2 separate regions of the Homo sapiens genome follow, and region 2 is linked to region 1. Evidence: chromatin loops called from intact Hi-C (ENCODE). Cell type or tissue: PC-3. All regions are shown on one strand.

Region 1 (5,000 bases):
CACACAGAACAGCCTGGAAGCTTGGGGCCCTGGCTTCCTTTTCTGGCCTGGGAGTCAGGTCATGGGGCCATCGCTTCACAGCAATCATGAGGGCCCAGGCCCAAGTGCTCACATGCTCCTCATGGGGACTGCTCCTCTTAAAGGGTGGGCCCTCCTCACCCAGCTCCCTGCCCTGGCCAAGGAGGAGGCTGAAAGAGCCTGAGCTGTGCCCTCTCCATTCCACTGCTGTGGCAGGTAAGCTCAGATGCGGGTAAGCACAGGTGAAGGGAGGTCAGGTGCAGGTATCCTCAGGTGTGGGTAAACTCAAGCGTGGACAAACTCAGGTGCAGATAACCACAGATGCAGTTAAGCTCAGGTGTTGGTAACCTCAGGTGCAGGTAGGCTCAGGTGCAAGTAAGAGCAGGTGCAGGCAAGCTCAGGTGTGCTTTCTGGGGCCTGTTACTCATCTCCTCTTGAGGCTGGCTGGACAGGACCCTATGGAGCAGCTGGTGAACCTGTGTTCAGCCTGGGTTCCAAGAGGCTGTCTCAGCAGAAGGGACCCACCAGGTTGATTCACAGAGGGGATAAGTACTCTGTCAGCTGGTCTCAAAGAGGCTGAAACCCTCTGAGCTTCCCTCAGGGCCAGCTTCTAAATCCAGGTGCCAGGGATCTGCTCAGGAGCCCCGGCTCCAGGCCTCAACCTCTTGCCTGTCATTCCTTAGCATCTTACTTTGCTTCAGGGAAAAGGTGCACCTTCCTTAGAACCCCAGAAAATGCTGAAGTTCTAGGAGAGACAGGGTTTATACTTGTAAGCCTTTATCAGCTGATATTTCACCTGTGAAAGCCTTGGGGAAGAGATTGGTTACACGGAACAGGATCAGGAGGGGAGATTACTGCTCCCTCTCACTGCTGGGAGCAGTGCAAACTGGTTTCTGGAAGGCAGTTCAACAACATGCAGCAAAGCCCTGCAAGTCCACACCTAGGAACCCATCCTGAGGAGCGAATCCTGAAGGGATGCCAACATTGACACAGCTTTGTGTGCTACCGGGAAGCACAGCAAACAACCCAAACGCCCAGAAGCAGAGGGCTGGACACATCAATCATGGTCTGTCCATAGGATGAAACATCACGCAGTCACTTTTAAAATGACAGAGAAAAAGGCATAATAACCGTACAGAATTATTGTGTTTTTCATTACACACACATGCACCTGTCTAATCTATTCACGGAAAAAGCCTAGAAATACAAGGAAATATCAGTTGTTTTAGGATGGAGGCCTTATGGGTGGTGTTTATTTATTCTTTTGTACATTTCTACATTTTTTGTCTTCTTTAATCATTTTCTATCACAAATTAATTTTCCTTTTTTTCCCAGAAAATATATCTTTTGTACTTTTTATTAGTACATCATAGTTGTGCATATTGTGGGGGTACATGTGATTTTTTGGTGCATGTATACAATGTGTATGTTTTTTTAAACCTTAGCAAAAATTAGCAAAAGTAGTGGGGGAGGTAGGGAGGAATGAAAATATTTGCAGGGCCAGGCGCGATGGCTCATGGCTGTAATCCCAGCACTTCGGGAGGCTGAGGCAGGCAGATCACGAGGTCAAGAGATAGAGACCATCCTAGCCAACATGGTGAAACCCTGTCTCTACTAAAAATACAAAAATTAGCTGGGCATGGTAGTGCGCGCCTGTAGTCCCAGCTACTCGAGAGGCTGAGGCAGGAGAGGTTGAACCCAGGAGGTGGAGGTTGCAGTGAGCCGAGACTGCGCCACTGCACTCCAGCCTGGGCGACAGAGTGAGACTCCATCAAAAAAAAAAAAAGAAGGAAAGAAAGAAAGAAGAAAGAAACAAAGAAAGAATATTTGCATAAATTGTGTTTGCGTTGACAAGGGATAGGAACTGAGAATGGGGAAGGAAGATGAGACACATTTTCTCTGTCTGAATCAGATATTTAGGGAGGAATTAAGAACGGAGCCCTGCCTCTCTATGAGTGCACTTGATGAATACGGGACTGATTCTGGGAAAGACTGCCTTTGGTCAGGTTCTCAAAACACCATTGTTTTGAACTATCCAGCAGCAGTTTTAATTCATGGCATTTGCAATTATATTTATAGCATAAATTGTCTATTCTCTGCAGTGTATTTTTTAGCCCTCCTCCCCCAGAAAATGTAATTGGAAATATCAACTCATGTTGAATGTGTTTGCTGTACCTGTTTATGTTTTATTGATTATTTTCTGGGAGAAGTTTGGAGTTGTGTTTGGTTTGGCTCTGTGCAACCTCATTTATTTGCTCTGTAAAGCTGATAAGCACAAGAAGTGAAATGACACTCAGGCATTTTAAGATGCGAGTCATCTTCATTCTGAACTAAGTGAAAACAAAACAGATTTTCTATCAACCTAAAATCCTCCTACTGGGGGCAGTAGATGTTTTTAGAAAATTGGCTTTGGCTTTGATTGACAATGTTTGGAAGATGTCCTATAATTTGAGAGTGTATGTGTGTGTGTCTGGGTGTGTGTGTGTAAATGCTGGACCTGGGAAGATGGAAGCCCTCAGCCAGGAGAATAAGAGGACACAATACCCCCAAGCCTTCCATGACCTAGAGATTAAGGGGATTTAACGTCTTAAAACCTCCATTAAGTAGACAGTAGCAAGAGACATGTTGCCCTCAGTGATATGCAAAGGCATATCTGATGGGTCAGTATCTGCCATCCTCCTCTTTTGCAAGCTCTGAGGTTAGACTCAGCCATGGGTGAAGGAATTACAGCATCCATTGGGAGCAGGCAGAGTCCAGGAAAGAGATTTTTCTGTTACCTCAGATGCCCATCGCGCCAGGAGCAATTTTCCCAGCCTCTTGTAGAAAGCACATATTAGTATCTATCTCACTGCTTTTCAGAAACTGTATCTTCAATTGCTAAGTGGGGAAAAATGCATTTACAATGCTAGAGCTGACTTTAAGAAAACAAGTTAACATCAGGCCACAGCACTCCCCTCCCCCGCTGCTGAGACCTTGTCGCTGTGCACCTTGTCCCCTCCCTCACGGCTTCTGGCTCCCGCTCCCCCAATCCCTGGCCCCCTGTCTGCCCCTGCCATTAAAGTGGCAAGCACAGGTATCCTCCTCCCTCATCACAACTTATCCATCCTGTGTCTGCTCCCCCAGGGTGGGTAATGCCTGAAATGCCTTAAGGTAGGGGTAACGCTCATGGCAGGTGGCCCTGGCTCTCCTGGAGACAGGGCACAGGAATGGGCAAATTCTTCAGGCTTGGTGAGGTGGAAAGCTTGCTCCTCGGGAATCATGGCCACAGTGCCCTTTTTTGTTTGTTAATCATTAAAAAGCATACTACATGAATATATAAAGTTGGAAAACCCCACAGAAGAGCCAAGTGAAGTCCTGCTTACACACTCCTCCTGATCCCTACTCTCCCGTGCTGTGGACCATGCTTAGTGTTTGACGTGTATTATTATTATTTTTGTGTGTGTGTGACAGAGTCTTGCTCTGTTGCTCAGGCTGGAGTGCAATGGCATGATCTCGGCTCACCGCAACCTCCGCCTCCCAGATTCAAGCGATTCTCCTGCCAACTAGCTGGGATTACAGGTGCCCGCCACCACGCCCAGCTAATTTTGTATTTTTAGTAGAGACAAGGCTTCACCATGTTGATCAAGCTGGTCTCAAACTCCTGACCTCAGGTGATCCGCCCACCTCAGCCTCCCAAAATGCTGGGCTGGGATTACAGGCGTGAGCCACCACGCCCGGCCTGATGTGTATTATTCTAGACCTCTGCTGCCTAATAGAAATAGCACACGCGCCACAGACATAATTTCAAACTGTGTAGTAGCCACTTAAAAAGGAAAAGTAAAAACAAATAAGTGAAATTAACTTTAATTCTATAATTCATTTAACACAATATATCTAAAATATGATTGTTTCAACATGTAGTCAATACCAAACACATACTAATGAGGTATTTTATGTCTTTCTTTATTGTTCTAAGTCTTTGAAATCCTGCCACACACCTCGTTTTCAGCTCTCATGTCACAGTGAACATTAGCGTGCCATCTCACACTCACAGCATGTCTCCATTCACCCTGGCCACATCTCAGGTGCGCAACAGCCCCAGGTAGCCAGGGTCTACCATGCGGGACAGCTCTGCTCTTGAATATCGGGAAGTTTGTTCCTGTAGAGCTGGATCACATCGGAAATATTTTACTACGCTTTTTTTTTCAATTCATAATGGAGACGTTTACACTTTAGAGTTCTGTGTTAGTCTTGTTCATGGTTGCATAGTCCATGATTTGGTACGTCGTTAATTGGTTTAATCAGTCCCCCAGGTAGACTAACAAAAAAGTGGAGGTTTCCAATTTTTCACTTAGCTTAAAATACACTGCAACAAGCATCCATACATTGCCTATTTACATGCAAAAGTATTTCCAGGTGATCGATCCATGGAAGTGAAAGTGCTGGGTCAAAGACAGGCATGCACCCTTTGCTCTGAGAGGCAAGCCAGTACTCAGCCAAGCCGGCCACCAATTTGCCTTGGGGTTTGGACGTTGTTCCCTTAGAGGTAAAAGCAAAGAGTTGGGCTGGATACCCTCCATAGTTCCTAAATGCTCAGTTCCATGGCCCAAAGGGTGGTGATTCCTGCCAATGCCTTTGGTGGACGTAGTCTTGGGTGGGTGGGTGGGTGACAGCTACCTGCTCCCACTGGAGGGCAGGCCTGGATTGGGCAGATAAGCAAATCAACCACACACACCTTGTCTAGATAAGCAGAAAACACTCAGAAAAGACCCCAATTGTTTTATTTGTAAAATTGCTCTTTGGCTAATTTTCATGAATGTGGATCATTCATTAAACGTTATCATAGAAAAAGAGCAGAGCAACAAAGGGGCCCGGCAGTCTGATTCCCGTGCTGGCAGCCTCCACCGTCACGCTGAGCTGTGGTGAATGCCTAGGGTTTCACCCGCCTACCCCTCACTCCTGCTGGCGTGCACCCTTTCCCCACCCTGGTGGCCCCAGCAAAC
Region 2 (5,000 bases), 44 kb after region 1:
GACACTTACAATCATGGCGGAGGACAAAGGAGAAGCAAAGGCACATCTTACACGGCAGCCCATGAGAGAGAGAAAAGAGCACAAGGGGCTGCCAAACATTTTTAAAACCATCAATTCTCATAAGAACTCTTTCACTATCATGAGAACAGCGTGGGGGAAACTGCCCTCATGATCCAATCACTTCACATCAGGCCCCACTCTTGACACCTGGGGATTACAACTGGAGATGAGATTTGGGTGGGACACAGAGCCAAACCATATCAAGGCTCTTGTCAGCAACGTGGATATATCAAGCATGGCTGCAGCAAAGGCTACCCTGTGGGGAGCTAGGGCAAAATTATTGCACTCTTTCCAAGATGAAGCCATACAGATATTACCTTAAAAATGCCATTTTGTACTTTTATTTGCATATACATAGTTTATATTTAATATATACTTTGTACTTTAAGTTCAGGGGTACAAGTGCAGGTTTGTTATGTAGGTAAACTTGTGTCATGGGGGTTTGTTGTACAGATTATTTCACCACCCAGTTATTAAGCCTAGTACCTGCTAGTTGTTTTTCCTGACCCTCTCCCTCCTCCCACTCTCCTCCCTCCAAAAGGCCCCAGTGTCTGTTATTCCCCTCTATGTGTCCATGTGTTCTCATCATTTAGCTCCCACTTATGAGAATATGCAGCATTTGGTTTTCTGTTTCTGCCTTAGTTTGCTAAGGATAATGGCCTCCATCTCCATCCATGTCCCTGCGAAGGACATAATCTTGTTCTTTTTTATGGCTGCAGCCATATCTATTCTCTTAATTGTTACTGTCCCATTTCTTCTTGAAGAATCTTTCAAAGCCCCATGAGTTCCTACCCCCATCTTCCCTGGATGCTCTCAATGCCTACTGTACAGTTGTCTACATCAGACATCCCTTCGTTGCACTCTGAGACTGGCCATTGCCTCCTAGACCCCATGTCTTCCTCCCTTTCAGATTCCTTTTTCATTTTGCTGGAGTACATCTTCAAGTAACTTTTACATAAAAGCATGTGGGAGAATTACTGTCTGAGTCTGTGTTGTGTTTCTGTAACAGAATACCACAGATGGGGTAACTGATAAAGAAAGGAGATTTATTTCTTACAGTTCTAGAAACTGGAAAGTCCAAGATCAAGGGGCTGGTATCTTGTCAGGGCCTTCTTGCTACATCATCCCATGGTGGGAGGTGAAAGGGTAAGAGAGCGAGAGACAGCGAGAGAGGGCTGAACTCTTAAAACAAATCTCTCAAGATCATGAACCCTCTCCCTCTATAAAAGCATTAATCCATTCATGAGAGCAGAATTTCATAACCTAAACAATTTTAAAGGTCCCATCTCTCAGCACTGTTGCACTGGGGATTCAGTTTCCAACACAAGAACTTTGGGGGACACTTTCAAACCACAGCAATTATCATTCTGTGTCTTTACATGTCTGAAAAAAGTCTGCCTCACATGAGGCTCAAGATTGTCCTATGATTTTCATTCAATTATAGATGAACCATTGTTTTCTCTCTGCTCTTTGCTTTTTCAGTGCTTGAAAATTTCACAAGGATGTATCTTCTATTTCAAGCAAATGAAAATAGAAGTGTATAGAGAATACAAACTCAAGCAGCCATATCTTCACACATGTAGACATTTAATTCTTCTGGCTTTCAAAGGTCCCTTTATGCTGAAGACCTGAATCAGCTCTGTGAAATTTTCTTCTATCTCTTCTTTGAGTATTTCTTTCTTTATTATCTCTTTCCCTTCATCTGGATTTTCTATTAGTCAAGCAACTGCTGGTCCCCTTCTCCCAGACTGACCGTCCATTTTCGGTTTTTTATTTCTCTATCATTTTGCTGTATGTTTTTGGAAATCTCAACTTTTTCTTTAGCTTTTATACAATTTTTAAAGGTTTAGGCACTCATGCTTTTTATATTTAAGAAAGTGTTTTTGTTCCTTAACAATTTTATTTTCTTATTAGCCTATTTTCATCTCACAGATGCAATATCTAAGGATATGAATTAGATTTTTTGAAGTTATCTTCTGTTCCCTAGATTATCTCTATTTTCTCCCTGGTCAGCTGTTCTTTTTGTTCATTTTGGGTTTTTCTGTTATGCTGTTGATTTTCTCAAATGCTCTAGATCCTTGGCTGTCCATCACACTACAGAATGAGGGATAGAACTGCTTAATTGGTATGGAAACCCATTTTGCCAACAGGTTTTTCTCCTCCCTGGGAGGACTGCCCAGGAATTCCCTGCTTAGGAAGGAGAGTATCGCCTGAACCTCCTGCTTTGCTGAGTGCCGACTGGAGAGGGCTGATGGGCTCTGGGCCTCCCTATTCTTTAGCAGACATCCTCCCAGTTTTTACTGGGAGTGAAGCCCAGGAATGCAGTTGCTTGCTCTGCACCCACCACAGTGGCAGCCTGGAGACCGGGAGGGGATGTGTGGCCTCCTGCTCTGTAGACCATCTTCCGGTCACCATGCCTTCTGCCCACCACATGCCCTCTTCTTTGTATCTTGGAAAATCTGGTCTCACCTCAAGAGCAACCTCCACATTACACATTTTGGGCTTTGGCTTCCTCTCCATAGTTTTAACTGGTCCTTCAATGCTTCCAGAAATTTGTTAAAAACTCTCTGGCCCGCCTCTTCTCCCTGAAATAGATTTTTCTTTTTCATACTCCTCTGCTGTCATTTAAATAGTATCTGGGGAGGGAGGGAAGACAGGAAACACATGCTCAGGCTGTAACCTGGAGCCAAAAGTCCTTCTCTGTCTCCCTACAGTGGGATATAAGGTCTCCAAAATCTTCTTTTAATAGTTGAAGCACTCAAGAAAGGATGTGCCTGTGAATCTATAGTCTATCTAGAATTCTTCATATAGTAGAAAACTTGTGGTAGGGAGGACATAAGAATTCCAACACAGTAAATCAATCTTAGGTCTGATTTGCTATATATTACTAGACAAAATTCTTCTATCTATATTTTCTGTTATTGAATGCAAAAAATAAAAGCTGCATGAGAGTATGATGTGGTTATCAGAAGCTAGGATGTGAGGGATTGGGAGATTTTGGTTTAAAAGTACAAAGTCTCAGTTAAGAAGAATAAATTCTGGAGACCTATTGTACAACATAGTGACTATAATTAATAATAATGTATAGTGCACTTGAAAATTGCTAAAAGAGTAGATTTTAAATGTTCTCATCACAAAAATGATAAGTATGTGAGGTGATGGATATGTTAATTAGCTTCATCGTTCCACAATGTATACATATATTTAAGCATCATGTATACCATAAATATATACAATTTGTCATTTGCTAATTAAAATAATTAATTAAAGTAAAAGCTTTGCAAAAAAAATTCTTCTTAAAACATGCTTTTAAACATAACGAAGAGGCCAGGCACAGTGGCTCACTCCTGTAATTCCAGCACTTTGGAAGGCTGAGGCGGGTGGATCACCTGAGGTCAGGAGTTTGAGACAAGCCTGGCCAACATGGTGAAACCCCGTCTCTACTAAAAATACAAAAATTACCCGGGTGTGATGTTGCATGCCTGTAATCCCAGCTACTTAGGAGGCTGAGGCAGGAGAATTGCTTGAACCTGGGAGCCGGAGGTTGCAGTGAGCTGAGATCATGCCACTGCACTCCAGCCTGGGTGACAGAACAAAACTCCGTCTCAAAAAACAAACAAATAAACAAACAAACAAAAAACATAATGAAGAGAGAGAAAAAGAGAGACGTTTGATATATACAGGTAACAAAAGGCAATTTATTTATTTATATTGAATCATAAAAACTTTGGACTAACAATTTTTGAAGGAAAATCATCACCAACATTCATCTCAAGAGCTTTTTTATCTTGCAAAATGGACACTCTATGCCCATCAAACAATAATTCCCCATCCTGCCCTCTCCTGTGACTGGCAACCACCATTCTACTTTCTGTTGCCATGAATATGACTACTGTTAGTACCTCCTATAAGTGGAGTCATGTAATATTTGTCCTTTTGTGACTGGCTTATTTCACTCAGAACAATGTCTCAAGGTTCATCCGTGTTGTAGCATTTGTCAGAATTTCCTTCCTTTTAAGGCTGAATAATATTCCATTATATGGATAGACCACATTTTGCTTATCCAAGCATCCATCAGTGGACACTTGGGTTGCTCCCATGTTTTAGAATAATGCTGCTATGAATGTAGGTGTACAAATACTTCTTTGAGACTTGCTTTCAGTTCTTTTGGGTATGCCAAGAAGTGAAACCATTGATCACACGGTAATCCTATTTTTAATTTTTTGAAGAATCACCAAACTCCTCCCACAGCAGTTGCACCATTTTACATTTCCACCCACAGTGCACAGGGTTCCAGTTTGTCCTCATTTTCACAAACATTTGTCATTTTCTGTTGTTTAGATAATAGCCATCTTGGCTGGGCACAGTGGCTTACATGCCTGTAATCCCAGCACTTTGGGAGGCCAAGGCAGGTGGATCACCTGAGGTCAGGAATTGGAGACCAGCCTGGCCAACATGGCGAAACCCCGTCTCTACTAAAAATACAGAAAAAAAAAAAAAAATGAGCCGGGAGTGGTGGCACACATCTGTAGTCCCAGCTACTGAGGAGGCTGAGGTAGGAGAATCACTTGAACCTGGGAGGCGGAGGTTGCAGTGAGCCAACATCGTGCCACTGCACTCCAGCCTGGGCAACAAGAGCAAAACTCCATCTCAAATAAAAGGAAAAAAAAAGATAATAGCCATCTTAATGGGTGTGAGATAATATCTCAGATGGTTTTGATTTGTATTTCCCTAATGATTAGTGATATTGAGCGTTTTTGTGTGTGTTTATTGGCCATTTGTGTATCTGCTTTGTAGAAATGTCTATTCAAGTCTCTTGCCTATTTTTGAATCAGGTTGGGTTTTCTTGTTGTTGAATTTTAGGAGTTCTCTATATATTCTGGCTATGAACCCCTTATCATATACATGATGTACAAATATATTCTCCTATTCTGTGGCTA

What was found. Peaks named below come from ENCODE experiments on the same cell type or tissue, not always from the same donor. Only the 100,000 strongest peaks of a DNase experiment are listed, where the experiment ranks them.
Region 2: it touches region 1 in a loop (3-fold over the local background); 6 of 110 quality-filtered maps call a loop at or near these places.

Annotation. Positions count from the first base shown.
Region 1 is chr15:31,096,891-31,101,890 of GRCh38, reverse strand. It overlaps TRPM1 (transient receptor potential cation channel subfamily M member 1), which reads left to right and starts at 166. Exons shown (of 28, transcript NM_001252024.2): 1 at 166-234. In PC-3, a CTCF peak has its summit at 2,416; no DNase peak of the experiment used is centred here; H3K27me3 peaks cover 1,921 bases.
Region 2 is chr15:31,052,980-31,057,979 of GRCh38, reverse strand. All of the region lies in intron 11 of TRPM1 (transient receptor potential cation channel subfamily M member 1), which reads left to right. Among named protein-coding and RNA genes, the nearest start is that of MIR211, 9.7 kb to the left of the region's middle. In PC-3, no CTCF peak of the experiment used is centred here; no DNase peak of the experiment used is centred here; H3K27me3 peaks cover 3,947 bases.